Regions from separate parts of the Homo sapiens genome. Here region 2 is linked to region 1. Evidence: chromatin loops called from intact Hi-C (ENCODE). Cell type or tissue: PC-3. All regions are shown on one strand. Links, peaks and the distances in the headings refer to the core of each region. The heading gives the core; the rest is flanking DNA. Region 1 overlaps TGFBR3 (transforming growth factor beta receptor 3). Region 2 overlaps LOC102723436 (a long non-coding RNA gene).

Evidence for each region. Peaks named below come from ENCODE experiments on the same cell type or tissue, not always from the same donor. Only the 100,000 strongest peaks of a DNase experiment are listed, where the experiment ranks them.
Region 2: a loop joins it to region 1, with 2.2 times the contacts of the local background. A loop is called at or near these places in 5 of 110 quality-filtered maps.

What each region holds. Positions count from the first base shown.
Region 1 is chr1:91,689,239-91,705,554 of GRCh38, forward strand. It overlaps TGFBR3 (transforming growth factor beta receptor 3), which reads right to left. Exons shown (of 17, transcript NM_003243.5): 15 at 8,851-8,892; 16 at 6,434-6,541. Among named protein-coding and RNA genes, the nearest start is that of TGFBR3, 190 kb to the right of the region's middle. In PC-3, for the core only: a CTCF peak has its summit at 11,296 (motif pointing left); no DNase peak of the experiment used is centred there.
Region 2 is chr1:91,547,946-91,564,261 of GRCh38, forward strand. It overlaps LOC102723436 (a long non-coding RNA gene), which reads right to left. Exons shown (of 5, transcript XR_007066219.1): 3 at 13,446-13,625. Among named protein-coding and RNA genes, the nearest start is that of CDC7, 55 kb to the left of the region's middle. RefSeq lists an enhancer at 8,031-8,190. In PC-3, for the core only: no CTCF peak of the experiment used is centred there; a DNase peak (open chromatin) is centred at 8,396; H3K27ac peaks cover 1,718 bases.

The DNA.
Region 1 (16,316 bases), core at 7,230-15,229:
GAGACTTCCCTTGTCAGTTCTCCATTTTTCTGACACAGTTCATCAGGTCATTGCTTTCCTAAAGGTTGGCATGTGTGCCTGTAGCTGGGTTTCTGCCTGAGCCAATCTGCTTATAATCAGTCTGTTTGGTTATTCTCTTCCTCTGAATATATGGGAACTCCACGACAGCAAGGACTTTCTGTTGCTCATGGCTATTTTACCAGTGCCTAGAATAGCGTTGGCATTTAACAATAGCTTAAAAAATCCATTGAATAAGTTGAGTGAAAGAACGAATACATGAGTGAACAAACCAAAAAAATTTAGCTGACACTAAACAGAGGCAAAAAGAAAAACCGAAACACATGTTAATTAATGTTTATTATCTGATAAGCAGAAGGAGGATAAAAAGATTATGGCTACGTGACCTTTGAATTTGTAATAACAGAACAGGAAGAAAAGAGTGAACTCTGAATCAAGAAAGCAAGCCTTCAGTCCTGGCCGCTGTGCCTGGGTAACTTTGAGCTTGTCACATCAGTTCTCTGGGCTCAGTTTTCTCGCTACGTAAAAAGGAAATGCTGATGCAGACTAGTAATTTTCCAAGGACTCCCTTTAAGAAACTGATTAAAAAAAAAAAAAAAAAAAAAAAAGCAAGGGTACGACTTTGCATAGAGATAGTGCATTTAAAGGCATTGACTTGCATTCCTTTCCCAAATCTTACCAGAATGACAGTAAATGGACTTTTAAAGGCATAAACACATGAAAACAAAGATAACAAAAGTAAAGATAACAGCAATAAAATATATTGGAAGCTGGTGAGGAAATGGGTGAGTAGCAACTGACTTGGCAGACTCAAGAGAGCCGAAACCTAAGCCAACAGTGGGAAAAACTGAGAAACAAGCAATTTATGTCGCCGAACCCTTAAAAAACTCAGGGAATGGTGGCATCAGGCACCTCTGGAAACCTCCCTTGAACATATGGCTATAAGCAAGAGGGGTTGGCTGAACTATATGAGAAGCAGAATAGTTCTCTACATTTCCTCCCTCGCTCCACTGGGCTGAGATCTGCCCTTCCTAATCCAGGAAGAAGACGGGAATTTTACTCTCTTAAGAGGAGGAAACTGAAGGTTCCAGAAATGATCAACACCAGGCACATTTGAGGGCAAGAGTACCACATTCAAAAGGGGGGGATTCGGCAAACATATATTAATACGTATTTTGGCTCACCTGGGCTTCTTTTGCTCAGCCTAAAAGGAGATAAAGCCAGATGGCCTTGCCTCATCTAGCAACAGTGAAACTCTGAATCAAGAAAGTAGGGTTCCAGTCCTACTTTGTAACAAATTTGTCTCCTGCAGAATTTGCCATGCGCTTCACTATTTGCATTCGGGAAAAGCGCCAGGATTATACCCTGGCCGGGAAGTCTGGATATTTGCTTTCCGGTGTCTATTTGCCAAATATAATTTGTTGCCATGTCAGTTTATTTTTATCAGTGCCCATTATAATGGTCTTTCAACAGCCAGTCCTATACCTTTCAAGCAGGAGGCAAAAAAACATATTTTATGGAAGCCTGAAGAGCTAAAGAGGAAAGATCCAATGATGAGGTATCAGGGATTCATCAATAAAATGGCCCAGTCAGATCATCTTAAAGAAGTTCACAATCAATACATCCCACCCACAGCTTAGAATTTCCTCATTCTTTTTTTTTCCTCATTCTTAAATAATCCTATATTAATATTCTCAGATGATACTGCACCCATGAAACAAGAATAGAACTTTTTTTAAAAGAAAAGAAATTCACAGGAAAAAAGTTATTAGAATTAAAAAAGTTATTGGAATTAAAAAATTTGAAGCCAGTATTAAAAACTCAGTAAAAAACTGAAAGATAAAGATGAGACAATCTCCCAGAAAATAAAGAAAGCAGACACATGGAAAACAGGAAAGAAAGGAAAATTAAAGGACAAGAGGTTCAACTTTCAAATAAAATGATTTCTAAAATGAGAGAAAACAGAAAAAAGGGGGTGAGAAAAAAATAAATCATTCTTAAAAATCTCAGTACTGAAAGATATGAGTTTCTAAACTGAAAGGGCCCAATTAGTGACCAGCATAATGTATAAACATACACCTAACTCAAGAGATATCATTGTAAAATTTCTTCCAGAAAGAAAAAACAGGTTATATACAAAAGGGATCAGGAATCTGCACAGCTCTGAACTTCTCAACAGCAATCCTCAGAGCTAGAAGACAATGAGGAGGGCTTTCAAAAGTCCGAAGGAAAAAGTGTCTATAATCTAACATTCTGTACCTTGCCAAACTGTCTACCAGGTGTTTCTGTTAAATGAGGATATTTTCAGACATGCAAGGTGTGAAAAACATTTGCGTCCTCTGTACGCTTTAAACCAGGAAGAAGAAAGGCAGGAGATACATGACACAGGACATCCACAACTCAAAAGAGAAGTGAAGGGAATGCACAGAATGGTAGCGAAGAAGATCATAGGAAGACAGCAGTGTCCAGAAATGGAGGGAACCGGTTCAGACAGGAGCAGGTCAGAGGCTCCAGGAAAGAGCTGAAGAAAAGGAATCAGTAGAACATTCCATATGTCTCAATGTATTAAAAGGAGATTGAGACAGCTGGCAGGGTCAGCAGAAGAATTAATGATAAATACATAGAAAATTAAGCTGATGACTGAGGAAGGAGAATGGCAGGAACCTGAGAGGCGGAGCTTGCAGTGAGCCAAGATTGCGCCATTGCACTCCAGCCCGGGTGACAGAGCGAGACTCCGTCTCAAAACAAAAAAAAGAAAAAAAAGAAAAGAAAATTAAGCTAATGGGGTAGGGTGGGGAAAGATAATAATTAATTCTAGGGAAAATTAAAAGTCATGCAGGATATTATACTACATGAGTTAACTGTGATTAGCATTTAGGTAGTCATAATAATGTAAACAGTAAATGCTGCTCTAACCAAAATGTCAGTATATTTCTATTAAGAGGATGGTGGGGGAAGGGGACATTTTCCATAACAGGAGGTCTAGAGCAAAGGTGTAAACCTGCAAAGTCAAAAAGCAGCAATATACTCAGGTTATTTAGAAGTATGGATTAACATCCAAAAGGATGAGCTAAGCGCCAAAAATAATGCTCTGGGGAGTGAGAAAAGAAGGTAAGGACAGTAGGGGTGTGATTTTTTTTTCATAATGAGTCTTGTAGGATTATTTCAACCTTTAAACTATTTGCATGTACTACTTTGATGAAGCTAAAAAGTTTTACTAGAAAATAAAAATAAAAGCATTTGTTCCTCCCTTCAAGAAAAAAACAGATAAGATTTTGCATGTGACTTTAGGGACCTTCATGGACTAGAAGTTAGGGACCCCTGAACTAGGTAGGGTTCCTAGGAGCATGAACATTCTATGGTTCCAGCACCATTTCAGCCCCCAAGCACCCCTCCTCTCTACAGCATCTTAGGAGAGAATGTAAGTTTTAGGAATGGAGTTTTCCAAACAGAATTAATCCAGCCTTAAGGGAATATCTCTTATTGTGCCCAGAGTTGTCATATGATAAAGTGGGAACCCAGTCTTTGTAGAGTAACACACATTCCAGGTATGTAAGTAGATATCCACAATCCAAATTTGTGACTTGGTTTTGTGCTCCGTGCTGCACATGGAATGGAAAGCGTAAACAAAGGAAAAGTTATTCAAATTAAGGATTGTTTTTCACACAGAGGCAGATGCTATCTGAACCCCCAAATACAGCATATACGATCTGTGAGTTCCACAGCTTCAATCACTGTTGAAATTGAACGGACTGAGTCAGTATTTGTATCCTGGCTCTCCCCATTGCCCACTGCATTATAATCTTCCTTATTAATCTAAATTGCTGCTAGCTGACCCAGGTAACAAACTGAAGGGGTTCTGGAAAAGAACTATCATGTGGTCCTGAAGTGAGTCTTCTTCATGCTTGTATGATGCTGGTATTCCTCAAGAGCAATCTATAAAATGAACCAGAGGCTACAGTTTTTAATAAAAAGTAATTTTGAAGCTGTCTCATAAGTCATGCCAATGGATTTTAAGCCCAAATGACAGTGTCTATAAACCTTTTACCTTCTGAATCAGTGTAATTCATTTTGCTGGAAAGCATCACAGGAGGGAGGTCTTTGGTTTCATTTTTCTTAAATTTACTTACAAACCTATTTCTACATTAACAGTACTTGAAAGGCCCTCCTGAAGTCTCTGGCTTGGGGGAAAAAGGATCAGTAACAACAGACTTCCAAATTCAATGAGGATGAATACATGCCATACCACCAAGTTTTGCTTTTTATCAGGTTTGTGTGCTTGGCTGTGGGTAACAGTCTGGATTATTGGGGGGATTTCAGTGGGGCATGTTCCAGTAGTGAGTATTATCTGGTTGCCCTATATTCTGCCTGGACCTGGCTTCCTGGCCCAAGATTAGCTATGAGAGTGCAGCTGTGTGACCAAGGCCAGTCAGTGGCTGAGCAGGCACATGGTAAACATCTGTGGGTGACCCAGTCTTCTTGGAGGACTTTCAAACTCACTCCCAACAGCCAACACAGGCTGCCAACAGCCCTAGAACCTCTCAGCCAGGCAGGAGGTTGGAAAAGTTGCAAAGAACTGTTAGCTTGAGATCTGAACATGTCGGTATTCCTGCGACAAAATTACTTACTTTAAAATGCTGCTCTGCTAAATTCTGTCTTTCTGGTCCTTTTATAAACTGTTCATGAGGGAGAATCCTCCTAAACTGATTCACAGATGGTTATATAATACTCCAGAATCATGACACTGGAGTCTTATTTATTTTGAGACAACTTCTCTCTCTGTCGCCCAGGCTGGAGTGCAGTGGCACCATCACAGCTCACTTCAGCCTCAACCTCCCAGGTTCAAGCGATCCCCACCTCAGCCAGCTGGGACAAGAGATGCACACCACCACGCCATGCTAGTTTTTGTGTTTTTTTGTAGAGACATGGTTTCACTATGTTGCCCAGGCTGGTCTTGAACTCCTGGGCTCAAGTGATCCTCCCGCCCCTGCCTCCCAAAATGCTAGGATTATGAGAAGTCATTTTTTAATCTTTCACGTAAACATACTTTACTCAAAGTATCCTGACTAGGAACAAGCATTTGAGGACTCAAAGTCTCTCTATTCAAGTCTTCTACATTTTTGCCAAGAGGTTGCCTTTTGGGTGAATGTCCCATGCTAGGCATGAAAGAGTCCATTCCTCTCCTTCTGGCGTAATCTAAAATACCTCAGGCAGGAGATGTAGTATTTAAAGTGAAAATTCTGATTTGAATCTGACACTTTTAACTATCAGAGGATCACTGTGTCATGCTTTTATTCTCAACAGCTTGACGTTTTGTCTAGCAATCAAGAGGGTAAAGATATGACTCTCCAAAATATCCTTCAGTACTTCCTTCCTCTTTAAATCAGCCATCCTTTCAGCTTGGCCCAAGGGGAAGCCAAAGATCATGGCATTCATTGGTTTAATGGACAATTAATGAAATTATAAACAGAGAAGCTGGGCCTGCCACTTGCCTCTGACGGATCAATCTAGCACAGTTTATCTAGGTTCACAGTATAAAACTACAAGGATCCAAGAACAAACAAGAACAAGACCGATTTTATACATTCTAGTTCTCCAGAATGCCGCAAAATGCATGTCACTCCTGCCCATAGTTGAAAGGAAACTAAGAAAGAATCAATAGCAGGACAATCCATTTGTTCTTTCTCCATTGCACTAAAGACTCCCTTTGCTGGCCTGCATTCTGTATTGGGGTCAGAACAGGTTCTCTCATCAGGCTAGTATGTTTCAACCTTGGGATTGGTAGGGAGGAGCACATCTGAATTTTGAAGATTGAGGGATAATAGCTTGAAAATGAAGTGCTCTGTTTCATCACTTTTTTTTTTTTTTTCAGTTCATGGAAATCTATTTAGAAAATTTAACTTTATAGAAAAACATGAAAATTTTATGTTTTATCAAAGAAGACATAGCATGGGTTAAAAAAAGGTTGAGAAAATCTGGTTTAAGTCATTGATTAAGGACTCTGATGGACAGTGCTCAATACCTTGGCAGGTGTGGTAATAAAATCTTGGCTTTCTTTTTCACTTCCTCTCATGTATATGCCTATCCTTAAGTCTTTGGTTTTGACGGAATGGTTTGTATTTCTGTACGTTGTCTGCATTAACCTTAAACTCTAACAACAAAGTAGCTTTATTAGCGGCTAAATTTCACCAACATCACAATCGCAATTAGCACAGTTTAAACCTTCCTTTTCTTTCCACTGTTTATGGCAAATTATACTTTTGTGAAACCCAATTTATACCAAATATGTAAATGTAAAAATAGTAGGAATGAACTTTCTCTTTCATTCGTTATTTCATCCAACAAAACACTGAGTGTCTATTGTGTGGCAGGAACACAAGCTGTTCACCAACTCTTACTCAACAGTCACACTAACCTGTGTGAGAATAGATGTACCACAAGGCCCCCGTCAGGAGTGCTCCGATCACAAAGGCTGCAAACGCAATGCCCATCACGGTTAGGGTGTCCAGACCATGGAAAATTGCTATAAAGGAGAGAAACCGATACACACAACTTTTTGGTTAGTCTGCATCATGCATTGCAATTTTATATTTGTTTCACAAGCACTGTCATAAAGGTTGAGCACTAATAAAATCGGAGAATGCAATGAAGATTCCAATAAAATACACTGTATTTTGTAACTTGCAAATTTTTTTCAAAGGTTAAATGAAATTATCAGGTTTCCAAAGTATTCTCAGTTTGCAATTTATTTTGATCAACAAACTAACTAAAAAATCAGATTTGCAAACTCAGTAAAATCTTGTCTGTCATCTCATTGTCTCACTCTAAGGACCTACTATTTGAATGGAGGGTAGCTTGAAAATTCACAGGTTAAGATGCTTTGGAAAATAAAGTGAACTTCCATGATCAAAATCTGGCTTACTGCTGCTTATTCACTGAACATCTCCAAAAATGACACACTGCACAGAAAACACACACCTTAGAATACTTTATACACATATTTTTGTGAACATTTACAAGTATGAAAGATAACAGAAAGAAAGGAGAATATAGAATAAAAATAAACTATTCCTGTGGATTATAACATTTCACCGATCTCCTCATATTAAACTCTTAATCTTAACAGCTTCATATTGTATCATTTAAAACAACCTACTTTTTAACACTTTTCCAACCATGATCTTTCTATAAGGGGAACGGAAATACTTCCCAGTGGGGAGTGATGTCAGTTTTATGGTCAGCAAAACATATAAATAGAACCAATTGTTTCTCCATTTGGCAAAGGTTTTTATATTTGAAATTAATTCCAGGCCCCAGAAATAGAACATTTCCTTTCATTTAAGAGAACTACCTTCTTTGAGTCACTTATAAAAAGTTAAAATTGGTTTCCAAGGGGGAGGAGTTTTAGGTAGAATACAATTTCTAAGGTCTCTGGGTTTTGAATATAAGTGGGAAATACAGGATCTCCCCACTATTATCATATTATTTCTACTTTCTGCTCCAGTCAGAAGCAACTCCAGTGATCTCTGTATAAATTAAATCCCTGCCTTTCAACTCACTTCAGTGTAAAGAAAGCTATTTTTTTTTTACATTGAAGACTGCCATACACTCCTGTGACCTTTGGGCAGCCCAGCACTCCAAAGGCTCGGGGAAAGTATGCTGTGGTGGAACAAGTCTGGAAGGATCCGAACTCCCAAGTTCTGGTCCCCACTCTTCTAGACCTGTGCTCTTTGGTGTGTTCATTTACCTTCTGAAAAATGCGGATAGCTTTAGTCACCTGCTGAAGTCAGGTGGAGGAAGAGGTGGGAAGAGCTCCCTGGAGGTGAAGTTGAACCGAGCCATCAACCTATTTAATCTAGTCCTTAAAACTGATATTAGAAGATGATTTGCCTTTTTATACCCACAGATGCAAAAATTGAACATGATTACAAGTTTTTAATGAAACTATTCTAAATCTCCAAAGATAGATATGTGTCCATATGTGCCTCTGTTTGAGTTCATATTGTTCCATAATTTAAAAAAAATAATCCACTTAAGACAATGGTTTATGAAGTGCTTTGTGAAAGGAACTTTCCAGACTGATTGTTAAATGTAGTGAATCAGCCACGGAGACTAATCCTGGGAATCTTAGGAAAGGAAAAAAAGCACAGATTCACAAATTCTCCTCACAAGACAACATTATCTAGAAGAGCTCTGGGTGGACAGCTGGGAAGTCCAGGTTGAAGTCCTGCCTCAATGCCAATGAGGCAGGAATATTTCTGGGTCAGCATTTTCTTCTGCATAAAATAATGAAATTGGCCTAGACAATTTCCAAGTCCTTATTCTGCAGCAATTGGTGTTGCTTTCTCTTTCATTCTTACATGCTCTTCCTGGGGCCCCCAGCCCTTGCACTACGGATTGTCTTGAAAGTATAGCAATGAGTTCCCTTAGCATTACGCCTCTGAGCAGATAAATATTGTTGATAAGACTTAAAGCAAACCACTTCCATGGCTGTATGTGAATTCTTGCAGGTTAGAGCAGACATAAGCATGCAAGTCATTAACTTGTCTCTCTAAATAAGTTACTACCTTCCCATTCAAGCCATACATGCCAATGGATCAACAAATTAATATTTTAAAGTGGTAAAGGTGAAAGGGAAAAAGAAAGCAGGGATAAACAAAGGACAGAGGAAAGGAAAAAATATGAGCAAAAAGGGGAAAGGGGAAGGGGGAAGGGGGAATGAGAGCAGAAGTCTCCTTATCAAAACTCAAAGTTTGGCAAATGTTCACTAACCAACTCATTCTTAGGAAAGCCCAGGAGGTTTTATTTCGAAATAGTTGCATAAAGACTTACGTGGAGAAATTGGATTTGGTTCCTTCATGCTTGGACCTTTTTCTGAAACAAAAACATAAATCACAATGTATTCTATGGAGAACCAAGATTTAAGCAAAGGGTCATCAAAGTCTCAGCAGAAACTGACACTTTTCCATTTGGTAATAAATACTGTGAGAAAGCTCTGTCAATGATCCTCTTTAGATATCAAAACTATAATGAGTTACCCAGAAATTTTAAGCATTGCATTTTGTTGACAATCAGTTGCATAGGCTCTCCAATTTGAAGAAAATTTGAAGGCAAACACCTAAACTTAGGGAATTTGGGTCCGACAATTTGTGTGTGTGTTTGTGTATATCTTTTTATTTACTTACAAAAAAATTCAATACCTTTAAGTACCATGCTTTTCCAGTGTAGTCTAATATTATTCTGCTTTCAAAATATTCTTTTTTTTTTTTTTTTTTTGAGGGTCTCACTTTGTTGCTCAGGCTGGAGGGCAGTGGCGCCCTCAGCTCACTGCAGCCTCCGCCTCCCAGGCAATCCTTCCATTTTAGCCTCCCGAGTAGCTGGAACTACAAGCATGTGCCACCACACCAGCTAATTTTTATATTTCTTGTAAAGACAGGATTTCACCACATTGCCCTGGCTGGTCTCTAACTCATGGGCTCAAGCAATCCATCCATCTGCCTCGACCTCCCAAAGGCCGAGGGACTATAGGCGCGAGCCACTGCGCCCAGCCTTCAAAATATTCTTTTAATTTAATATACACATTTTCTAAAAGTATCTTTGTTCTCCTAGCCTTAGTGCTATTATCCTATAGTTTAACTCCCCTTCATTGCTCATCAGGATTATCACAGAGGCCCCCTTATCTCCACCACTACCCTCCCCCCAATTATTTCCTCCTCCACATTTGCCCCCAGAGTGAATATTCTAGAGCCCAGAGCTGATCATGTTATAACCCTGACTAAACCCCTTGATGACTCTCCTTCCTTTATAGGGAAAAAAATCCACACTCTTTAACATGGCACACAAAGTTCTCCCTCCCTTCTCTATCCTCTCTCTCCAGCCTCCTTTCCTGATGGAGTCCTTCACCCATGGTGGGCTCCCCATACTTAGTAATTTAAGCTTCCCAAATTCTCTATGCTGCTCTTTGTCATCATGCTTTGCAAGCCATCCCAAGACACCCTCCTCCCCAGACCTGCTTTGTTGGCATTTTCTCTGGGGGACCTTTGCTGAGTCTCCCACTGTTCCATCTCCATCCCAGCAGAGCTAGTCTCTCCCACCCTTGCTCATTCCATCCCTCCTCTGTTACACTTGGGCCACAATACCTCCTAGTTCTCTCTCTCTTTTTCTCTTTCTTTTGCTTTTTTTTTTTTTTTTTTTTTTTGCTGTGAGGGCAAGGTCTAGTTCTCAGTCATCTGTATATCCCCAAGGGCTCAGACTGGCATAGAATAGGTCTTCCAGAAATGTTTGGTGAAGGATGATTAAAATGTTAATGTACTTTTTGCAAATGGAGGCCACAGAGGAAACCAGCAATCAGACTATGAAGACGTTCATATGCAGTTTGCACCAGTGCCATGAAGAAGGCAGAAAAAAATTTTGTATCACTGTTTTGGAAATGAGCAGCCTGAGACTCTGATATCGTGTGACTAGAGCCCAAGGTCACAGCTGGAAAGCATCAGGGCAGAAGTTGAATCAGAATTCCAGAGTTCTGCCTAGCAGGCTAAATGACTGGTGAGCGTAGCTCTGTCCCTAGCTGGGGAAGCACTGATGAAGTAACTATTTGTGCACAGCTACTCATTATCCTCAGCAGTGAGGCTGAGACCAGCGGTTGAGATATTATGGTCCACCACCTATTTTTGTATGGCCCATGAGCTAAGAATGAATTTTATATTTTGAAATGATTTTTTAAAAATCAAAAAAGGATATTTCATGACGTGAAAATTATATGAAATTCAAATTGACTCCATAAATGAAGTTTTATATGGATGCAGCTATGCTTATTTACATACTGTCTATGGCTGCTTTCATGCTGTAACAGCAGCGTTGAGTTGTTGAGACAGGGATTGTATGAGCCACAAATAAAAAATAATCACTATCTGGTCCCTTACAGAAAAAGTGTGCTGAGTCCTGCTACAGACCTTGACCCTACTCTTTGGAGTTTAAAAGTGATACATGTTTAGCACCTCTCTTTTCATCTCCATTTTCATTCACCACAGAAGGAACACACACCTTATGTCTGAATTCACAGGGAAGCAAAAAGAACTTGGGAAAATGTGACCCAAACAAGCAGCATCTGAATTGATGTCTATAAAAATAAAGAAGCTAGACAGGATAAAAGAAAACAGAATTGTAAATTCTCAGGATTAACCATCTCCGATGGGTGGGTCAACATTCTGGCCACATGAGTTATCAATGTCTGGCTCTAGGGGAAGGAATGCTACTGGATGAATCAGAGCCACCACAATTGAATGGTGCCCCCTGGAGTTGTGCAACATAGTGGCCCTGGAATGAGGATATATGCAAAAGTATACTTAAATACAATTACTAAGAAAATAAAAATGATTGTATGTTTTTAAGAAAATCTAATTCAGTATGCAGAACACACACTAATTACGCTAACTACAGAATGCACTACCCTGGGAGCTGGGTCCCATCAGCCTCATTGGCACCAATAACAACAATGATGCCTTACATTTGTACATTTGTATGGTGTTTTGCAATAGACAAAAAGCCTTCGGCCTTCACTTATATTGTCTCATTTTAAACTCCCAAGAACTCTATGAAGGAAGAGTATCTACCCACAAACTTCTCCTTTCAAGACGTAGTATTTGATTCCCTGAACTAAGTTCAAAGGCATTTAAAGGTTGCTACAAGATGCATCATGTAAGAAATATACACACTTCTGGGAATAATTCCATCCAATCAACCACCCATGGTTAAACTTTCTCACTCAGAATCCCCAAGCGGTTGAAAAATTATGACTCTCTCCTAAGGAGACCTCCCATGTAAGAGTTTAAGTTTTATAGTAAGGCCTGTGTGATGGATGGCATTGTTTTAAAATTCTTAATGGATTTCTGTTATGATCTAATCCTTTACCCCCACCCCAAATAGGAGCCTTCTCACAGAGCTAAACAGAAACAGTTGTTGTTCATTTCCCCTGGGTGAAGTCTCTTCGTGATTTCTGAGCACAAACAATAACAAGCAGAAGCTGCAGAACTGAGGTTAAAGAATTCTATCCTCGAACTTTTCTCTTCCCGAATCCCTAAGAACCCCTGAGTATAACTAAAATGGCTTGATCTCCACCGGAACCCTACCATCGAGTTGGCATGCTGAGAGGAAAAGAGTGGACTCAACAATATTTACTTTTGGTTTAAGGATAAGATTAAGATTATAAGAAAGGAATCTTAGCTATTGCTGTAAAGAGAACTGTAACAATAAAGATTTCTTTACAGAAAGGACAAACTATAATCAATGTTCTGAATTAAATCTTTTCATATACGCTGAGCAAATTTTGGTCTACCTCTAGAACCAAAATTCCCCTCTTCAGATTGTTCAGCATGGTTTTCATAAACGGGATATTTCTGGGGTTATGCATGAGTAACTGACCACAGCTTTTGGCCTTTAGTGCTCAATTTGGTACTAGGCACCATAGGACGGAGTGGGCCCACAGTGAAACAAGACGTCCAACTGGTACCCACATCTATTGGCATTTGGCAAAGAGAAGAATGGGGAGAGGAAGATTCCTCCTGGAGACTCAGGAGGTCTTTGTGCAGGCCCCATTTAAGACAGAGTTTTTACTAACTTAACGTCACTGTAACTGAACCCTTTTTCTGGATTCTTTCAATATTTATGATATTCATTGCAATTACTTGTTCACTTATCTGTATCCTGCCACTAGACCAGTGTGTCTCACGTGGTGGGTGATTTTTATTCCAGGGGACATTTGGAAACGTCTAGAGACATTTTGAATGGTTACAACTGGGCTGGTGGTGGGAGGGTGTTGCTACTAGCATGTAGTGGGTAGAGACCAGGGACACTGCTTAACATCCTGTAACACACAGGCAGCCCCCCAACTACAAAGGGTATTCCAGCCCAAACACTGATTGTACTGAGATTGAGAAACTTTGCACTAGGCTGTAAAGGCCTTAAAGACAAGATAATTTGTCCACTATACACCTACCATATTTTTTTGAATAAATAACCACAAATATCACGTATATTTTATTCTTGAGTACTTTCCCCAGCAATGCAACCTTCACACCATTTTCAGAGTAGCCTTCCTAAATGACCTAATCGCCGGGCGCGGTGGCTCACACCTGTAATCCCAGCACTTTGGGAGGCCGAGACGGGCGGATCACAAGGTCAGGAGATCAAGACCATCCTGGCTAACACTGTGAAACCCCGTCTCTACTAAAAATACAAAAAATAAAATAAAATAAAATAAAAATAAATGACCTAATCATCAGTTTCCTGCTTGAGATCTTCTGATGGTTCTTAACTTTTAGAGGTACATACTGGAATATGTATGGATGAAATTAAATTAAATGTCTGGGTTTCCTTCAAAACAATCCAGTGGATGACAGAAAGTGATAAAACAAGATTCACCATAAATTGGCAATTGTTGAGACTTATTCTATTTTTGTATATATTTGAAATTTTTCAAAATAAAAAGGTTTTAAAATGTAAAATACTGGCCGGGAGCGGTGGCTCAGGCCTGTAATCCCAGCACTTTGGGAAGCCGATGCAGGCAGATCACCTGAGGTCAGGAGTTTGAGACAAGCCTGGCCAACATGGTGAAACCCTGTATCTATTAAAAATACAAAAATTAGCTGGGCGTGGTGGCAGGCACCTATAATCCCAGCTACTTAGGAGGCTGAGGCAGGAGAATCACTTGAACCCAGGAGGCGGAGGTTGCAGTGAGCCGAGATTGCGCCACTGCACTCCAGCCTGGGTGACAGAATGAAACTCCTTCTCAAAATTAAATAAATAAATAATGTAAAATACACGATGTTAAAAAAAAAAATATGATATCCCTCCTTCCCTTCTTGGATAGAGAATGAATGCCCTGGTCTGTCAATTAAGCATTTCTACCATCTTTCCACTCAGTTTCCCCTCACCTCGACCTCAGCTCGAGGACAAAACCTGGCTGGTCCTTTAGAGTATTTTTATTCTGGAAAGATCAAATGTGTTCCAAAAAGTAATGCCTCTCTTGGATCAACTTCCAACTGACGTTCACAACTTTCCCTTCCTCAACCCTCCCTTCCCAAAAAACCTCTAGTTTGCTGAGAGGTTGAGAGGAAGGGGAGGAAATTAACATTTACTGAGTATCCAAGATATGCAGGCATTTTTATTTTTTAAAGTTAGGTGGTGAAAATACGGAGAAAATTCAGTATCTCAAACATTTAACTTGCTAAGAATTAAACACATCTATAGGTATGTAAATCACGGCAAATTTTGGAATGATATTTATTGCTCCTGATGACATCCACATCCATGCTCTTCTGTGTATGTGCACTGTTTCAGAGAAATGGTTACTCCTCTCTTTCACAATTTAAAAAAAATCATCACCGACGTGGTGTAATCATTTTTACTGTATAAGCCCAAGTGTTCTCAAATGCTGTAAAAAGCGGTCACAGAATCCAAGGCAAACAGCACTAATATGCCTATACTTCAAAATTTCAGAAAATAGGGTAGGATGGCACCACCTCAACTATTTTAAATGTTTTGTCATAAACCATAATATGCATAAACTATTTATGTTCTCTGGGCTTTCTGAGTTACTACTGAAAATCACAGAACTTCTCCTGAACTTTAATACTCTGCTAAACAGGTTACACATTTCCCAACATCTTAATCCTTTGGGTGAACAGACATTTTTCCTAAAATCCTTCATCTTCCTTTTAGTTCATAATCATTAGGGTATTTGGGGTGTTACCTTGAATACTAATGTGATATGGTATGAAAAGGGAGAAGAGGGCCAGGTGCAGTGGCTCATGCCTATAATCCCAGCACTTTGGGAGGCCGAGGTGGATGGATCATCTCAGGTCAGGAGTTCAAGACCAGCCTGTGCAACATGGTGAAACCCCATCTCTACTAAAAATACAAGAATTAGCTGGGTGTGGTGGCAGGTGCCTGTAATCCTAGCTACTCGGGAGGCTGAGGCAGGAGAAGCGCTTGAACCCAGGAGGTGGAGGTTGCAGTGAGCCGAGATTGCGCCACTGCACTCCAGTCTGGGTGACAGAGTGAGACTTTGTCTCAAAAAAAAAAAAAAAAGAAAGAAAGAAAGAAAGAAAAGGGAGAAGTGGGGCAGGAAGAGGGGTGTGAAGACATAGATGCACATGATTCTAGTTTTCAGTAAAAACTAGAATCAACCTCCATCTGGAATAAGGCATAGGGTTTAAGAGCACAGGCTCTGGAATCACAGTGCCTGAATTTGAATCCCAGATCCACCATTTATATGTTGTGTGCCCTTGGCCAAGTTATCACTATACAGAGGTGCTATGAGGATAAAATATAATAATCCACATAAAGCATTTAGCACAGAGCCTTGCACAAAGTAAATGCTCAACAAATGTTAGATCATCATCCTCATCTCCATCACTATCATCACCATCAGCTTTAAACTTTCATCTATTGTTAAAAATTTAAATGGTAAAAGAACGCTAACCCAACACTGATTCCCAAGGGACTTAGAGATCAAAAGTGGCAAAGATGTGCTCAGGAAGGTTCCATTAAAAACAGTGGCCCAGAGGAGGAATCCAGAAACATTTTTATAGTCTTGATTGCCTACTTTCCTGTCCACAGAAGAAACACTAAAGTATGTCAATGCTATTGGCAGTGGTGGCCACAGAGCAGCTCTCTGCCCAGCTGTGAAGTTGCCAACCAGAGCCTTTATCTGCTGTCCCAGAAAATCCAAGTGTTGAAAAATAAGATGAACCAAATGACCAGAGAGAGCTGGAGTTTTGGCATGGCCTTCAAAGAGCACCTGTGTAGTAAAAGCACAGTGAAGCGTCCCATTGGTTAGGAAATTTTTACCCAAAAAGTCACAGATTCTACAATAAAGAGACATAAAGCTGTCTGACAGGAAGGACATTCGTGACCTGTTATTATTCAAATAAACCAATGCAATTAGGCAAATGGTCACAGTCTCTTTTCTTTTTTTTTTTTTTTTTGAGACAGAGTTTTGCTCTGTCCCCCAGGCTGGAGTACAGTGGCGCGATCTTGGCTCACTGCAACCTCTGCTTCCCAGGTTTAGGCAATTCTCTGCCTCAGCCTAAAGAGTAGCTGGGATTACAGGCGTGTGCCATGACGCCTGGCTAATTTTTTTGGTTTTTTTTTTAGGTAGAGACAGGGTTTCACCATGTTGGCCAGGCTGGTCTTGAACTCCTGACCTTGTGATCCACTCGCCTCGGCCTCCCAAAGTGCTGGGATTACAGGCGTGAGCCACTGCGCCCAGCCCACAGTCTCTTTTCAAATGACTATTC
Region 2 (16,316 bases), core at 4,754-12,753, 140 kb before region 1:
CATTTGAGAACCAGTGGTAGGTAGATCTTTGCTACTCTAGTCCTCAGGCAAACAGCATCAGCCTCACCTAGGAGTTTTTAAGAAATGCAGAATCTCAGGACCCAGCCAGACCTACTGCATAGAAGTCTGCATTTTAACAAGATCTCTAGGTGATTGGTGTATACACAAAAGTGTAAGAATCCCTGCTTTAGTAATGACTGCTCTGGGAACAAGCTTAAACTTGGGCAACCTGGACCTATGGTCACCCATCCTATCAGGGAGATAGATGGTAGATGGTGGGCTAGGGACAGGGTGAGAGGAAATCTGAGCAGCCACAGATCTGGGGTCCTCTCCCTCCCAAACTGGCCCCTGATTTAGAAATATGGTCTCAAGAGCCTATCTTTCTGTCCCCAGTTTTCACCGTAGACAACTTTCTAATAATTGAACTGTCTGTCCTGCCTGCTAGTTGCCTTTGTTATTATCGTAATCATTAGTGGTTGCTGGAAGTGGGGCAGGGTGTGTTTAGGTGAGCAGGGGGGAGTGTTAATGAGCCCATGGGTCTGGTGTGAGGGGGAGATCCCTGTACCTATCACAACCCTGTGCCTTTATTGCATGCTCCTTTACACACCCTCCACCCCTTGAAGAGGCTTCCCCTGGCCCCCTGCCCAGTAACTTACTTACTATGAATATTCCGTTGCTACATCCTGTTTCTGCTTTTGACTTTGCATCCTGTTCCAGACCCTTAGCCTGCTCCCTAGCCTCTAATCTGACTCTTCCATTAACTGTCAAACCTTCAACAGATAATTCTTTTAGCATCTGCTGTGCACACCAGTAAGTGCTGAAGATTCAAGGTGAACCCAAGACACAATCCCTGCCTTATGGGGTTTACAGCATTGTGTGGACATCCATCATTCACTCAGTCCTCACTGCACCAGAGACGACACTAAATGCTTCACTTGCATAATCTCACTTTTCTCAGTCATAACTGTCAGGTTGTCCCCACTTCATAGTTGAAGAAGCCATGGCTCAAAGACTTAAATAATTTTCCCAGGGTCATAGCTAATTGGTGGCACAGGCAGGAGGATTTAAGCCTAAGTCTGATTGCCTCAAAAATGTCTTAAACCACTCTGTAAAAGACTGTTCTTCATCACTGTATCTCCAATGCTCAGGACAGTGCCTGGTATGTATCACACAATCAACATTTGTGGAAGGAAGGAAGGATGTTGTTTTGAGCCGTCTCTTGGGCTCCACCCTTCAAATACAGAGCCACCTCAAACCCAGCCCTGAGGTTTCTCAGTACCTCTGGGCACCACATCTTCCTTCCTCACAGATCCCCCAGCCCCCACCCTACATCTGAGGCCCTCCCTAATTTATCCCTGCCTCTTAGGGGCAGCCAGCCAGACCAAGAATCCCTTCTTCATCTTGTCTGAGTATAATACATGTAAAGTTGATCCAAGCTTTCTACCTAGAAAACACACACACACATCCTGAAGCTTTATAATTTACACAGCAGTAATAAAAACGTTGAAGGAATTTAAGTAGATGGATGTGGCACAACCTCAGCTCTCCTGATGTTTTACAGACTGCCACACTATACCAGCTGCCTCCCACAATGGCTGTGAGGTGAGAACCTGAGGTGAGAACACACCCTTCCTTCAAGCTACTTCACACTGCCTCCTCAGCATAAACATAAGATTTTCCCTTTTCTATTCCTCTTAAGAGAAAAAGTATAATATAGGCCAGAGGAAAAGTATAATATAGGCCAGAGAAAAAATATAATATAGGCCACAGAGACTGACTTAAGTTTCTTGTGGCACAGATGAGGATTATACTGTGGCATTTCTCTTTTCTGTGACTGGGTGGGCCACGGTGAAATAAAGTCCTAAAATGTATTAAAACTGTTTAGACCACCTAAATTAGAATCCTTCATTTGTTAGGCCTTTCAGAAACATTTCTCGGGACTGCAAAATATATGGTAGGGATTCATTCCATTTTATAGATCAGCAAACTGAGACAGAAGGTGAGTGAGGGAATTGGAATCATACGAATGGTTATGGCAGGATACAGGGCACAGAGACTTTGGCACACTTTACTTTTTCCACTATACCACATACTGTCTCCTGAATTGAACATTTTCATCTTCTTTATTATAAAATGATTCAAATAAAATATATCTATATGTTTTCTTATTTCACTTTTTTTTTTTGGTCACTCTAGAACTGTAAGCATTGGGGGTACAGGGGAGGGATAGCATTAGGAGATACACCTAATGTTAAATGACGAGTTAATGGGTGCAGCACACCAACATGACACATGTATATATATGTGACAAACCTGCACGTTGTGCACATGTACCCTAAAACTTAAAGTATAATAATAATAAAAAAAGAACTGTAAGCATTTTTCAGACATTCACAATGGGAAATTTGAATGTTAAAGTTGGAGAGACTGCGGTTAATAGCTTGAATTTTAGAGTCAGGAAAACCTGTCTGTACTCAGGCAAGATAATTGATATGGTTTGGATCTGTCCCCACCAAATCTCATGTCGCGATGTAATCCCCAGTGTTGGAAGTGGGGCCTGGTGGGAGGTGATTGGATCATGGGGGTGGTCCTTCATGAATGATTTAGCACAATCTCCTGGTGCTGTTCTCATGATAGTGAGTGAGTTCTCACAAGTTCTGGTTGTTTACAAGCGTACAGCATCTCCCCCCTTCTCTCTCTCTTGCTCCTGCTCCCACCATGTAAGACAGGTCTGCTTCCCCTTTTCCTTCAGCCATGATTGTAAGTTACCTGAGGCCTCCCCAGAAGCCGAGCAGATGCCAGCATCATGCTTCCTGTACAGCCTGCAGAACCATGAGCCAATTAAACATTTTTTCTTTATAAATTACCCAGTCTCAGATATTTCTTTATAGCAATATTAGAATGGACTAATGCAGTAATTAACCTCAGTTTCCTGACAGGTAGATAGAAATTACTAATATGGCCCCCAGCGGCACATGTTCCAAGGAATTAAATGAGATGATATATGATAAGCACTTGGCAGAGTGCCTGGCGCATAGTAAGCACTAAATAAATGTTAGTTGTTGTAATTGTTACTAGAACTATTATGTGAGTCCCTCAGTTTCTCTGAAGAATCCTCCTTGTTTTGTGACCAGCAGTACTTGACCTTTATGGCCAAGATCCAGGCAATTTGTGTCTATTTTTTTCTTGACCTATTTTCTGGCTATAGCTTCTAGTTTCAAGATTGTAACCACATCCGTTTAGTCTTTACACTTATTTCAGACATGATATTTAAACAGATTTTAGTTGATTTTCTGAAGATAACATTAAGTCACAAAACAGACCCCCTACATGCTCTTAAAATCTGATAACTCAGTTCTACAATGCCCATGCCTCAGGGTCCAGAGAAGTTAGATCAGGAAGTGGAGGCACAAGCCCAAGAATTCATATTCCTTTTGAAAAGAGAATTTGCTTACTTTAGCTTCTAAAGCAATAATTGCATCTAGGGCATCAAACGATTGGAGACATATTGCAATAAAGGGGTTTAGTGTATACAAATTCTATTATATCAAAACTGTGTTCATCCCTGGGATTTTGTTGAGTCTAAAAAAGGTATTCTCCAGAAATAGACCTGCTCCCGTGTGACCACTTGAGAAAATTTAATTTAAAAAAGAGTCAAGATATTGATGCCAATTGACATTGGTTTTTCTTTGATGCAGAATGACAAATATGCCATCTTGTAGTTCTCATTTGAGACACATCCCAACTTGGCCATTCAGTATATTTACAAATCTATCTCAAAACAAAACGTTTGCTTTTTTATTCTTTTTTAGCCTCCTGGGATTATTTATTTATTCAATAAACATTTATGGAGCTCCTACTATGTGCTAGCCACTTGGAAACATGCTAGAGAGAGACATGAACAAAGTATTCCTTCCCCTATTCTAGTGAAGGGAGATGGCCAATAATCAAACAAACAAAATTCATAAACAAGAAAAGTATCAGAGAGTGGGAAGCACTACACAGAGAATTAGAATAGGGAGATTCAACAGACAGTAACTGGATGACTTCTTTATATCAAGCTGTCAGAAAGGTTCCCTAAGGAAGCAACATTTAAGCAGAGACATGTTTAACATTTGAGTAGAAGAGGCTTCCTGGAAGAGGAAAAATTCTGGATCCAAGGTTCTAGGACTTGAATAAACATGACATTCTGCCTCTGATCTCCTCAATTCTACCTCATTAAATTGTGAACTTCAGAGGGTCAAGAGCTGGATGATCCATTTTTATGATTAGAAAGTGATTCCTTCAATGAACCTACTACTTCTTCCTACATTCTTGTTAGAACTTTCTCAGCTATGAATCAGACTTTTCCAGGAAACTTCTACAGTCTTTACTTTGGTGACTACAACCACAATACTCAGTTGTTCCCAAGCAGAAAACTGAGGTTCATTCAAGACTTCAGTATTTGATCAAGATATTTTGCTTGGTAAGCTGGCTATTTTTTGATATAGTTTTATTTTCCCCATCTAGCTGGAATAAGATCATCAAAGTTGGTCATCTTACCTGACATAGCCTAGATATTTTCTTCTTCAGTACTAAACTTAGATGTCCCCACCTTTACAGAGTACATATTAGAGTAAGCAAGGCTAGGTTATAGCAAATAAGCCCCATAGTCCTTCTGTGGCTCTCCTCTAAGCAGTGACTTAGAGATCCTTATTGTTTTCATCTTATATTGCTGCCATCTGGATTCAGAGGTTACAACAGAAGGGAAAGAAAGTGGGAACATGGACAGTTGCACAGTGAATTTTATGGCCAGGCCTGAGAGTAGCATACATCATTTCTGCTCTATCCTATTGGATATCCAGTCATGTGGCCCCAACCTAAGGACTCCTAAGGGTGTCTGGGAAGTGTAGTTTCCCATGTGCTTGGGAAGTGATAGATGGCATGAAATTTGGCGACCCCCAAAGCTTTATCTCTGCTATAGGAAGCCACCCTTCTCTGTTATTCTCCTCTTCAGTCTGGGTTAGGTGCCCCTCTTCGACTGTAGCACAGTCTGATATATAATAGGCACTAAATATGTTTGTTGGTTAGATGAAATGAAAGATGGATTAATTGTAACCTAAGATCTTACGTCTATTAAAAGAGTGAACTAGAATTAATCAGTATTGAATTGGTTAATTAACAGAAAATTCTCTATTCATTCAAGGTATGCCTAAGAATTATAGGAAGAAATTGAAACTACACTGTTAAAAAATAGACTAGATTGGGGATCCCTAGGAAATTCCTTTTATTATTTCAACACACAACCTTAGTAGCCAAAGTCACTCCAACTCTCCTCCCCTCTGAGTCACTCTGGCAATCACTCTGTAGTTATTTCAAAGATTGGGAAATTTTCTGAAGGCAACATGGCCTGTCGATGGCATTGACTTTGGCTCCCCTCACCATCACTCTCATTGTTGCCATTAGCCCGTTTTTAAGGCCCTGAAGTTGGCTGCCCTTGAAATAAAGTGGGAAAACCTGCATTTGTGGGCCAGCTTGGTCCCCAGCCCAGTTCCCCAGCCAAAGAAAGTGAACAATCCTGTATTTGTGGCATCCTGAGCCTGCAGTGACCTTCCGGGCCAGCCAGGATGCCAGAGGGAATGCACATTCTCTGAAATGACAGTAGAGGAAGAACCAACCCATTGCCCCGGGACTAATGAATGGGTCCCTCTTTTCCCCCTGGGACAGCCTTAACAGGGCCACATGTAGGGCTTAACTCTTTTGTATCTTGAGCTTTATACATAGAGGCTGATCTGTCTTGTTTCTTAGCTGGAAATTAATTGGGCTGAAAATAGATAATTAGTTTTCAATGTTAACTGCAGTTATTTATTTATTTGAGTGATTATTTGATTAACGTATTTCTTTACCTTAATACTAGAGAGCAAGGACTATGTCTGCTTTGTTTTTCATTTTATTCCCTAGTAGTTAGCATAGTGCATGGCAGAGAGTAAGTTGTAGGGAAATATTTATTTACATGCAGAATGACTGTGGCAAACCTTGTCTCAAAGCTCAAGCTCTTATTTTGTTTTGTTTTAGCATTGTTTCCCCCGAGAGTGATCATTTCTGCTTCTTGTTATAAGTATAAAATACATTATCAAGTGGCTTCTGCTGTGTGTTTTTGACTCAGTGAATCCCAGAACCATCAAGACAGAGGCTGGGGATCAGCCCCTTCACCAGCTTTCAACTTTGGGCTGGTGGTGAAACCTCATTTTCAATTGCTTATGTATACATGTATCCTGAGTGTAATCAACAGGACTGCTCCACAAACCCAGGGGGTAAATACTGTCACATTTAGCTTCTTTACACAAAACAAGTAGCCTAAGTTCCCATGGTTTATCAGACTGTGGGATTAGCAGAAAGTCTAGCCTCTCCGTCTTGGGGCCCTCTGTCTCCCCATAACTTTTCCAAAATCCCAGAGGTTTACATAATTCAAAAAGAAGGGTCAGCCTGACTTTCACACTCCAGGGGGGGAAATGTTGCTGATCATTGCCACATGGCTGTGGAAAGTGCCCACTTGAGCCTTCAGATGATGTTAGTTCAAGGCTTTGCACAGGCTATTCAAGGTCTATCTGAGTCTGTTTGTGCTACAGTAACAAAATGCCTGAGCCTGGGTAGTTTATTATCAACAGAAATTTCTTTCTCACAATTCTGGAGGCTGGGAGTCCAAGATCAAGGCACTGGCAGGTTCAGTGTCTGGTTCCAAGATGGCACCTTCTTGCTTTATTCTCTGAAGGGGAGGAACAGTGTGTTTTCCCATGGGAGAAGAGTGGAAGAGCAACATGGACCGAAACTAGTTCCTCACACTCTTTTACAAGGCACTAATCCATTCATGAGGGCGGAGCTCTCCTGACTTAATCACTTCCCAAAAGGCCCCACCACTCAGTACCATCACATGGAGATTAAGCTTCAACACATGAATTTTGTAGGGAACGCATTCAAACCACAGCAAGGTCTCTTCAGGAAAATGATCAACCTTGTGTTCAGCTTGGCCAAGATGGCCCCTTGCTTAAGTTCCCAGAACTGCAGAAAGTTAGTTCTTAGTACTAACTTTCAGTCCCTTATGTGACCTTTCTGCAAAGATCCAGTCATCCAGAGGGGTGGCATCAGATTGTATCAGGCCGTCCAGCCCTATAGACCCCAAACTTCTGTATACTCTTCATCCCCTGGGACTATTACATTGCAGGTCTGACAACTTTTCCTATTCCATCTTTGAAACATAAAAAGTTCTCATTATTTCTCACTTCCAACAAATAGGGCTACCCACCGACTTCTTCATACTGGTCACCCGGATGGTCTCTAGGGGGCTCTATTGCCGTCAGGAGGAGGGAACTACTTGCAGTGCTTTAGGACAGTCTGTATTCCCAGACTTTCTGACACCTTTTTTAGTAGAGAAGAGAAGCTGGAGGGGGAGATGGAGAAGGAAGAATGAGGAGAACACTATAATAGAAGCTAAATATCGGCAGATCATTCTACTACACAGCTCTTCACACTGACTGTATAGGCAAATTTCCTGTTTATCCTGAGCAGAAGGCAGCCTTCCTTCTCTAAATTGTACCTACTCAAAAATTTAGGCTACAAACTTACAATCAGGAAGAAAACTGAAAGCTCTTCCTGTTGAGTCATCCGGCTTTAAAGTGCTGGATCTTTGCTGGACATTGTAGTAAATTAATTGAAAGTTTTGTGCAAAATATTATTTCAGGGGATGGGGTAGGCTCCTCGGATGAAACAGCAGTGTGTTTGTGAGGTCAAATTTTTGCTTCTTAGAATAAGAGTCACTTTGATTTTGGTGGGGCAGGATCACCCGTGGGAGGATAACTCATCCACACATATCAGACATGAATCCTTCAGTGAGAGATGGGGAGTGGGAGCAGAGTGGTCAGGGTATCCCTGTGAGGCAAGGGAGGGATCCTGACCTCTGGTGCACCTGACCTCTGGGGGACTGGCTCTTGGGTCCAACTCAAGGTTCCTTTTCAGGGCCTGTGGCATGTCCTCCAGGCCATACTGCCATCTTTAAAATACTGCCGGCACCTAGTTGTTACTGTCAGCACCTGGCTGTGGTAGGGGAGGACAGACACCGATGATTCACGAGGCGTGATCCAGAGCATTGTAACCATTAGTAGTAGGTGTGAAGGGAAATCATCAAACCATGTGAAGGTGGGAAAAGTTGTCACAAGTTGCAAATCTATAAGACAAAACTGTAAGACCAATGAAAATATTGAAAAAATTCACTGCACTCTATGAGGCTGCTGTGAGAAGCAAAAGAAGCAAGTGTAAAGCCTTCAGGTGTCACAGAAATAGGCCCCTGATCGTGCCTCAAACCATAAGACGTCAGAGCATGAAACACCAGTGAGGGAGAGTGATTGCGTTTCACAGATAAAGAGCCTATGAGCAAAACCAATCTTCCTTTCCTCTGAAGTGTGCCCCATTGCTGAATCATGCTGATGAGTTATCATGGTTTTCCTCCTGCATGATTTTCTTCTGTAATACTCATTTCAGAAGTTAAAAAAAAAACAACAAAACAAAACACAACAAAAAAACCTGCTACCTGTTTCTCTTTTTAATCCTGCATTTTAACAGACAGGCCAAGAGCAGGAGCAATTAGTCTCCCTGAGGATTTGCAAAGGGGAATTCCAATTGTGAGCGAGCTGTCATCCTTCTCCTTCAGTTGTTTAAATGTGATTCCATCTAATTCAGTTCCAGAGCAGGTGTTGAGCATCTTATGTGTGCAGACACTTACTAGGCACTGCTAGGATAGACTAGGACAGGCAGGATGCTGCCACTGCCCAGGTGGAGCACATCATCAAGCGGGGGCCACAGAGACATAGACAAATAGTTATCTGGAATTACAATGTGGAACAGAGGAGGGAGTGATAGATTTTATCTTAAAGGAGTTAGGGAAGGCTGTAGAGAGGGTGATGTGTGAGCTGGGTCTTCAAGGATGAGTTGGCCTTGTGGGCAAGACAAGAAATATCAAATAAGCTGAGTGGGAGCATAGAGGAAAGGCTAGGGTGCATAGAAGTGCATGGGGTAGAATGAGAGCCAGGATGTGTGTGGCTGGATGGAGGGTGAGGCCGATTTTAGAACAGTGATGTTCTAACAGGCAGGCAGGTTTAGGGTACAAAGGAGCTTGGATCCTTGCTCGGGACTTAGGCTTCAGGCAGAATTTCACTAGTACAGGCCAAAAGCTGGTGGCCCTGGAACGCAATGTGCAAGCAGCTCAGATTTCACAGGAGACTGCTTTAGGATGGAAGGTATTTCCTGGAGACCTTGCCACTGATGCCAGAAATTCCCAGCATTTCACTCACTCCTCAGAGGCCTCTGGAAATGTGCACATGCATGCTTCCTGAAAGGGGTAATACATTCACAAGCTGACCCCACTCTCCACGTGCTGAATGTCACTACCTAAAATCACTCACATTTCTGGAACTCAAAGGCAGGCTCTGGAGCTAGGCTACCTGCGTTCAAAGCCCAGCTCTACCACTTGCAGCCATGGAGCCTGGGGCAACCTACTTAACCTCAGAGGCCAGGTGACAGGGAGGCACCCACAAGTGAGGTGAGGCACACAGAGATGCCAGCAGCAGAGTGCAGAGAACGTGGGTGCAAATACATTCCTTTGCCCTCACACACCTTTTACCCTCACCAAGCCAATTCATAGCAGAATGCTCTAGAACAGTGTTGACCAACAGAAATATCACATAAACCATGGATGTAATTTAACATCTTTCTGGTAACTCAATTACAAAAAAAAAAAAATGGAAAGAAACAGTTGGAATTAACTCTTTTCCCAGAAAACGTTGTAAAGAGTAGCATGAAATTAACTTTAATAATATACGTGTTAACCAAATATATCCAAAATATTGTCATTTTAACGTGTACTTAACATTTTTAAAAATTAGTGAGATATTTTACATCTTCTTTTTGAGTACTAAGTCTCTAAAATCTGGTGTGTATTTTTTTTCTTACTGCATACCTCAATTTGTACTAGCCACATTTTAAGCTGCCATATTGAATAGCACAGCTCTAGTACAATGGCCCAAATGACTGTACTGAAATCATAACAATAGCTAATATTTCTTGACTACCAGCCAAGAGATCTTGGGCAAATTACTAACACTGTGCCTACAGTTTCCTTCTCTACAAAAAAGAAGTAATAATACAACCTAACTTATATTATTGTGAACATTAAACTGAGAGATACAGCTGAAGTCCTGAATAAGATTATTGTTTCTCTTTGCCTTTGCACATGTAATTTCCTCAGCCTGGAATGCCCTATCTTCTCCACCTGCAAATCCTTATTCATTCTTTTTATTTAATTTCAACTTTGCGAAGAACATTTTTATTGAAATATAAATCACATACCATAAAAATCACCCATTAAAGTGTCCAATTCAATGGCTTTGGTATACTCACAGAGTTATACAGTCATCACTATAGTCTAAGTCCAAAACATTTTTGTCACTCTCCATCCCCCTTCCCCCTCCCCAATCCTAGGCATCACGAATCTACTTTTTTTTTTTGCTTTTATTATTATTGATACATAATAGTTGTATGTATTTATGGGGTGCAGTGTGAAATTTAGATACATGTATGCAATGTGTAATGATCGAATCAGGATAATTAGCATATCCATCCATCACCTCAAACATTTATCACTTCTTTGTGTTGAGAACTTTCAAAATCTGCTCTTCTAGCTACTTAAACATATACAATAAATAGTTGTTAATTATACTCACCCTATATTGCTATTAGAACACTAGAACTTATTCCTCCTATCTAGCTGTATTTTTGTATCCATTAACCAATCTTTGGCTGTCTTCCCTCCCATCCTTCCCTTCCCCTTATTCATTCTTTAAGATCTTGTCCAAATGTCGCCTCCTCTGTGAAGCCTACCACCTTCCTTCTTAGGAAGCATCAGGTGTTCCTGGCTCTGGACCAACTCCTAATTTTGTTCAGACCTCTCTAACAGGGCTTCTTACCTTGCTTTGTGATTGTTTCCCTACCTGTCTTCCAGGATGAATCTGGAAGGGATTGCTGTATCTCATTCAAAGATACAGAATTTCCACTTTTTAATGTCTCTGAAATCAGGGTGCATTTATGTTACAATTGGCAGTGTTTTTTTTCTTTTTTTTTTTCATTGCTTGGTGAGACCAAACTAAAAAAGTAATGGCACAATGAGAGCATGTGGCATAGATTGGATGCGTGTTGGTATTTGTCTTTGTGTTCCCAGTCACTGAGCTCAATAAATGTAATAAATGTGTTGAATGTACTGACAACACTAGTAAAAGTTTACTGCAATTACCACACGTGTAAATTATTTGGCTGGCTGCCTCTCCTCTGCTCTGGATGGTAACCTCCCCAAGGGCAGAGACTGGGGGCCCTTTCATAGCAATGGGTTGGGCATCTCGTGAGAAGCCAAAATATAATACATGGTTTTTGAGGAAAATGTGCCCTTGAGTTGCAGGCAATGAAAGAAATCCCACCTTCCTCACTACAGCATGATTAGGCTTTAAAACTTCCTCCACCAAAATATCTGATTACTGCATTAGGAAGCAGAAGAGTCCAGCTAGAGTGCGGGATGAGAAATGTGCGGGCTGAGAAATGTGCGGGCTGAGAAATGTGCGGGCTGAGAAATGTGCGCTTGTGGGACCAGGAGACAGAGAGCATTTGCCCTCAAAGCTGCATGTTTCTTTGGAAACCCCATAGGGCTCCAAACAGATTATCTTTCAAAGAACTCATTACAAAGCAAAAAGGGCTTTTAAATTTCAAGTGTTTTAACAAAATCTTTTTTATCTAGAAGTTCCACTAATTGTGCTGTTTCTCTCCAGTTCATAAAATGATAAGCCAATAAACAGAATCATGCCAAGAAACTCTCTCATCAAGACAACTCCAACTATAAGCTGATACCAATCATTAGAGGGCTAAATATAATAATGCTTAGTCCAAAGAATGGGATGGAGGATGGAAAAATGGAGACCTTCTGGTTAGTGGTGAGCTCCAAGCTAGACCCTATCAGAAAGAAGGTATTTTAAAAGGCCCAAGTATGAAGTGTCTGGAATGTACATAGAGTTCCTATAAGCAAATATTGACTTTTAAATCTTTGAGATTATCTCAAAGCTGTTGTTTGAAGGTGCACCTTGATTTTTCCTTGATGAGTGGATTGGAGTTCCTGCCAAGTAACAAAAGGACTCAGTCTATTTGAGGGCTCTGGCCCAATTCAGACACACACAGACAGCATCCCCCAAACTACCACCATTCCTCCTTAGGGGAAATCATGTCTGCTCTGTCTTTAGTACCACAAACACCTTGATTAAACTAAGGATGTGTGGTTTTACTCCTCCTCACCACCCCTACCCGCCCCCACCCCTCCGCACCCGGCCCCTAGAAAAGAAAACCAATGCAGCTAAAGTAAATTGCTCCATGCCTCACCAAAATGTCAACCTGTCAGGTAGGCTCAGATTATCGTCCCAGGGTTAAGCCTGGCTAGATTTGGGCTGCAGGGGCTCCTGGGAGTACTGGCTAACTAGGCCCCTCTGAGGGCTCCTGCATCCTGTACTTGAAATCAATCACAAACCTTTAACTTCCTGCTTTCCATTCTCTTCCTTCTCTCTTCAAGTTCAGTTTAAATAAAATTACTCTGCTGAGAGATCTTTAAAAAAAAAAAACCAGACAAAAAAAAGCATCAGGCTGGGCACAGTGGCTCATGCCTGTAATCCCAGCACTTTGGGAGGCCAGCGCAGGAGGTTCACTTGATGCCAGGAGTTTGAGACCTGCCTGGACAACATAAGGAGACTCTATCTCTACAAAAAATTTAAAAATTAGCTGGGTGTGGTGGCACATGCCTGTAGTCCCAGCTACATGAGAGTCTGAGGTAGGAGGATCACTTGAGCCTGAGAGGTCAAGGCTTCAGTGAGCCATGATCACAGCTCTGCACTCCAGCCCGGGTGACAGAGCGAGATCTGTTATCAGAAAAAAAAAAAAAAAAAAAAAAAAAGGCCGGGCGTGGTGGCTCACGCCTGTAATCCTAGCACTTTGGGAGGCCGAGGCAGGCGGATCACGAGGTCAGGAGATCGAGACCATCTTGGCTAACACGGTGAAACCCCATCTCTACTAAAAAAATACAAAAAATTAGCCGGGCATAGTGGCGGGCGCCTGTAGTCCCAGCCACTCAGGAGGCTGAGGCAGGAGAATGGCGTGAACCTGGGAGGCGGAGCTTGCAGTGAGCCGAGATCGCGCCACTGCACTCCAGCCTGGGTGACAGAGCGAGACTCCGTCTCAAAAAAAAAAAAAAAAAAACAAAACCAAACCAAAACAAAACAAAACAAAAAAAAAAAAACAAAAAAAAACCCCATCAAGTAGAAACACCCCTCACCAGGTCCTTCTTACAGATACTCCCACCCCTTTCCTTCCATATCAATGTGTGCCCTTACCTAGCTTCTTTCTGGAGAAGATGCTTGCAGTCTGTTTCAAACTCTCCTAATTATGGCTCCTAATGGGTTAGGTAGCTAAGAGCCATATTAATGTGATGTTATTCAGCACATGCCTTGCCATTCCTCTTGCTTGACTCTGATAATCGTTTGCAGCTCCCATTCAGGAGGCATCCACAGTTCCTTGGAGAAGAAAAACACAACAGTTTCAATACGGTAGGTCCTATAGCAGAGGGACGAGCGTATGAGGGGAGAAAGAGGAGCTCTTAACTCTGTCTACTTAGTAGCTACCCATCCAGTGCTTGCTATGGACTCACCCTACTTGGCCTTGGGCAGCCCTCTCTTAACCAGCCCTCTTGACCAATTCCTTTCCCTTTATTTCAGCTGAAACAAAGCTGGGATTTTTTCCCCCTCAAATAATTGTACTGAAATTAAGGAGGAAGCTAAGGAGGAGCAATACAAAAACACAGAAGTAGATGAATTTACAGAGTCACAGATTTCTTATCTGACAGAACTTCCTGGGGATTCAGCTTCCTTCCCCACACTCGCACTCTCCATGAAAAAGACCCCGACCCTTTGTGTACAGTAAGATAAACACATTTCCAAAGGGGATGGGCCCCTCACTTGTGGAGATAGTTCTCTCCCTTTATCCTGGCCCACCCCTTCAGCCAAGGTCCTGAGACTAATTTAAGTAGAACATGATCAACATTAATCCTACACAACTTTAAAAAAAAAAACAAACCAATATGAACCCAAACTGAGGAACATGCAATAAATAACTGATTTGTAATCATCAAACACATAAACATCATGAAAGTAAAGGAAAGAGAGAGCTGTTTCAAAATGACAGAGACTAGAGATGTCTCTGTCAAACAAAAATGCAATGCATGAATCTAAAATGGATACTTTTGCTTTAAAGGACATTATCAGTAAAGGTTGAATGGGGTCCAAAGATTAAAAGGTAGAATTGTACCAACATTAATTTCCTGATTTTGATAGTTGTATTGCAGTTACATGGGCGAATGTCATTGTTTATGGGAATACACACTAACATATCCACTGGTGATGGGACATTTGAGAGCAACTTGCTCTCAAATGGTGTAGAAAAAATATGTTCTTTGTACTATAGTTTAAATTTGAGATTGTTTTAAAACAACAACAAGCTACTCTGAATCCAACAACCTAATTTTCAGGAATCTAATCCAAACATATATTGTTGAAAAAAAGGTAACCGACTAGTATTATTTTTTGCCAGCAAAGGTGAAATAACTCCAATGTTCACCATAAAGGGACTGGTTGAGTCCCATCATATACACACATTAGAAAAGGGAAGAAAAAGTATCTGTATATACCACTATGGAATGATTTTCAAGATATAATAAGCTAAATAAATAAAGTAGAGAAAATTGTCTATATATACGTATATATATATATATCTGAGAAAAGGAAACGTATGTGTGTAGTGCATTTAAAAAAACAAAAAGAAGAATAAATAATAAAATTTTAAAGTCAATGATTACTTTTAACAGACAGGAGGAAATAATGGAGGAGATCTGAATAGAAGCCACACTAAATATGTTTTGGTAGATTTGACTTTGGAACCACGTAAATATTTTTTGTAATTACCAAAAAATTATATTTTAAAAAAGGAATTCCAGAAAATAAAATGAAATAAATTATCCTAAACATGAATATAGTTTGCACAGCCACACAGAGGGGAATTATTCCATGAGACTTAAACCTTCAACTTGACTGCAAGTCCCTATATACAATAGGGACAATAACTACATAAACAAAAACCACTTAAACTCTTTTCAGGAATTATATTGTTGGGGAAAATGTTGGTAGTTTTTCTGAGATGCGCATGTGTGTGTGTTTTATGATAGAACAAATGCATAATTATGTAATAATCTATAATTCCCAGTGTCTTTAAAAATGAAGATTCTCAACTTTGAGAGAAAGGAAATATAGGATTGAAGACATTAAGCAAAATCCCTGCAATTCTGAATTTGAATTGGAAATATCAATATGAACTGATGTTGGATGTTATCTTAAGACATAAACATATTTCCTAGTTCTGTCTACCAAAAAGGCCTAGCACCAATGGCTGCCTAGTTAGCATACAGCACCCCCAGGGCCCAGAGTGAGCTCCAGAAATGCCATTTCTCACTAAAAGGAACAAGGATTCTTTGGATAGATGGTTGGTTACACATTTAGAACAGGAAATGTACAAGATGTGCCTGGAATACCTTGTCATAGTAGATAGCAAGGAAGTTATCAAAAACTACCAGAATTGTATCAAAAGACTAAAGAGCCAACTTAGATTCCCACTGGCCAAAGATGAGGTAATTTGAAAATCAATGACAGTAATTGCAATAGACTAAAATGCATCAAATACGTTTAAATCATGAGTTCATGATGATTCTAAAAGATAATAATTGGCCACCCTTGAAGGTGGCTAGTGAATCCTTTTTTTAAGAATACTGGTAAATAAGAAAAAAAAATTGAGCATTTGTCCTGCCTTTTCTATATGAACAATTGTACTGGGTAACCAAGTAACAGAAAAGGAGAAGTTCCTCTTCTCTTTATGGAAGTATTACAGTTAAAAATGAAAAAGGAATGGTTGAATTAGAATACCACCATTACCATTTTGCAATTTCTAATGAATTAATGGATCTAGAAATTGATCATTAACAGCTGCTAGTATCACAAAAGAGAGAAACCAAATATTACATACTTCCTGATGGAAGAATATGCCACCATCTATGAAGCAATCTTACCAAAAAATTTTTAAAAGACCAAACCTGAAGCATATCAAGCCCAAGATCCAACTACCAATTTACAGAAAGAACAGAGAACAGAGCAACAAGTAAA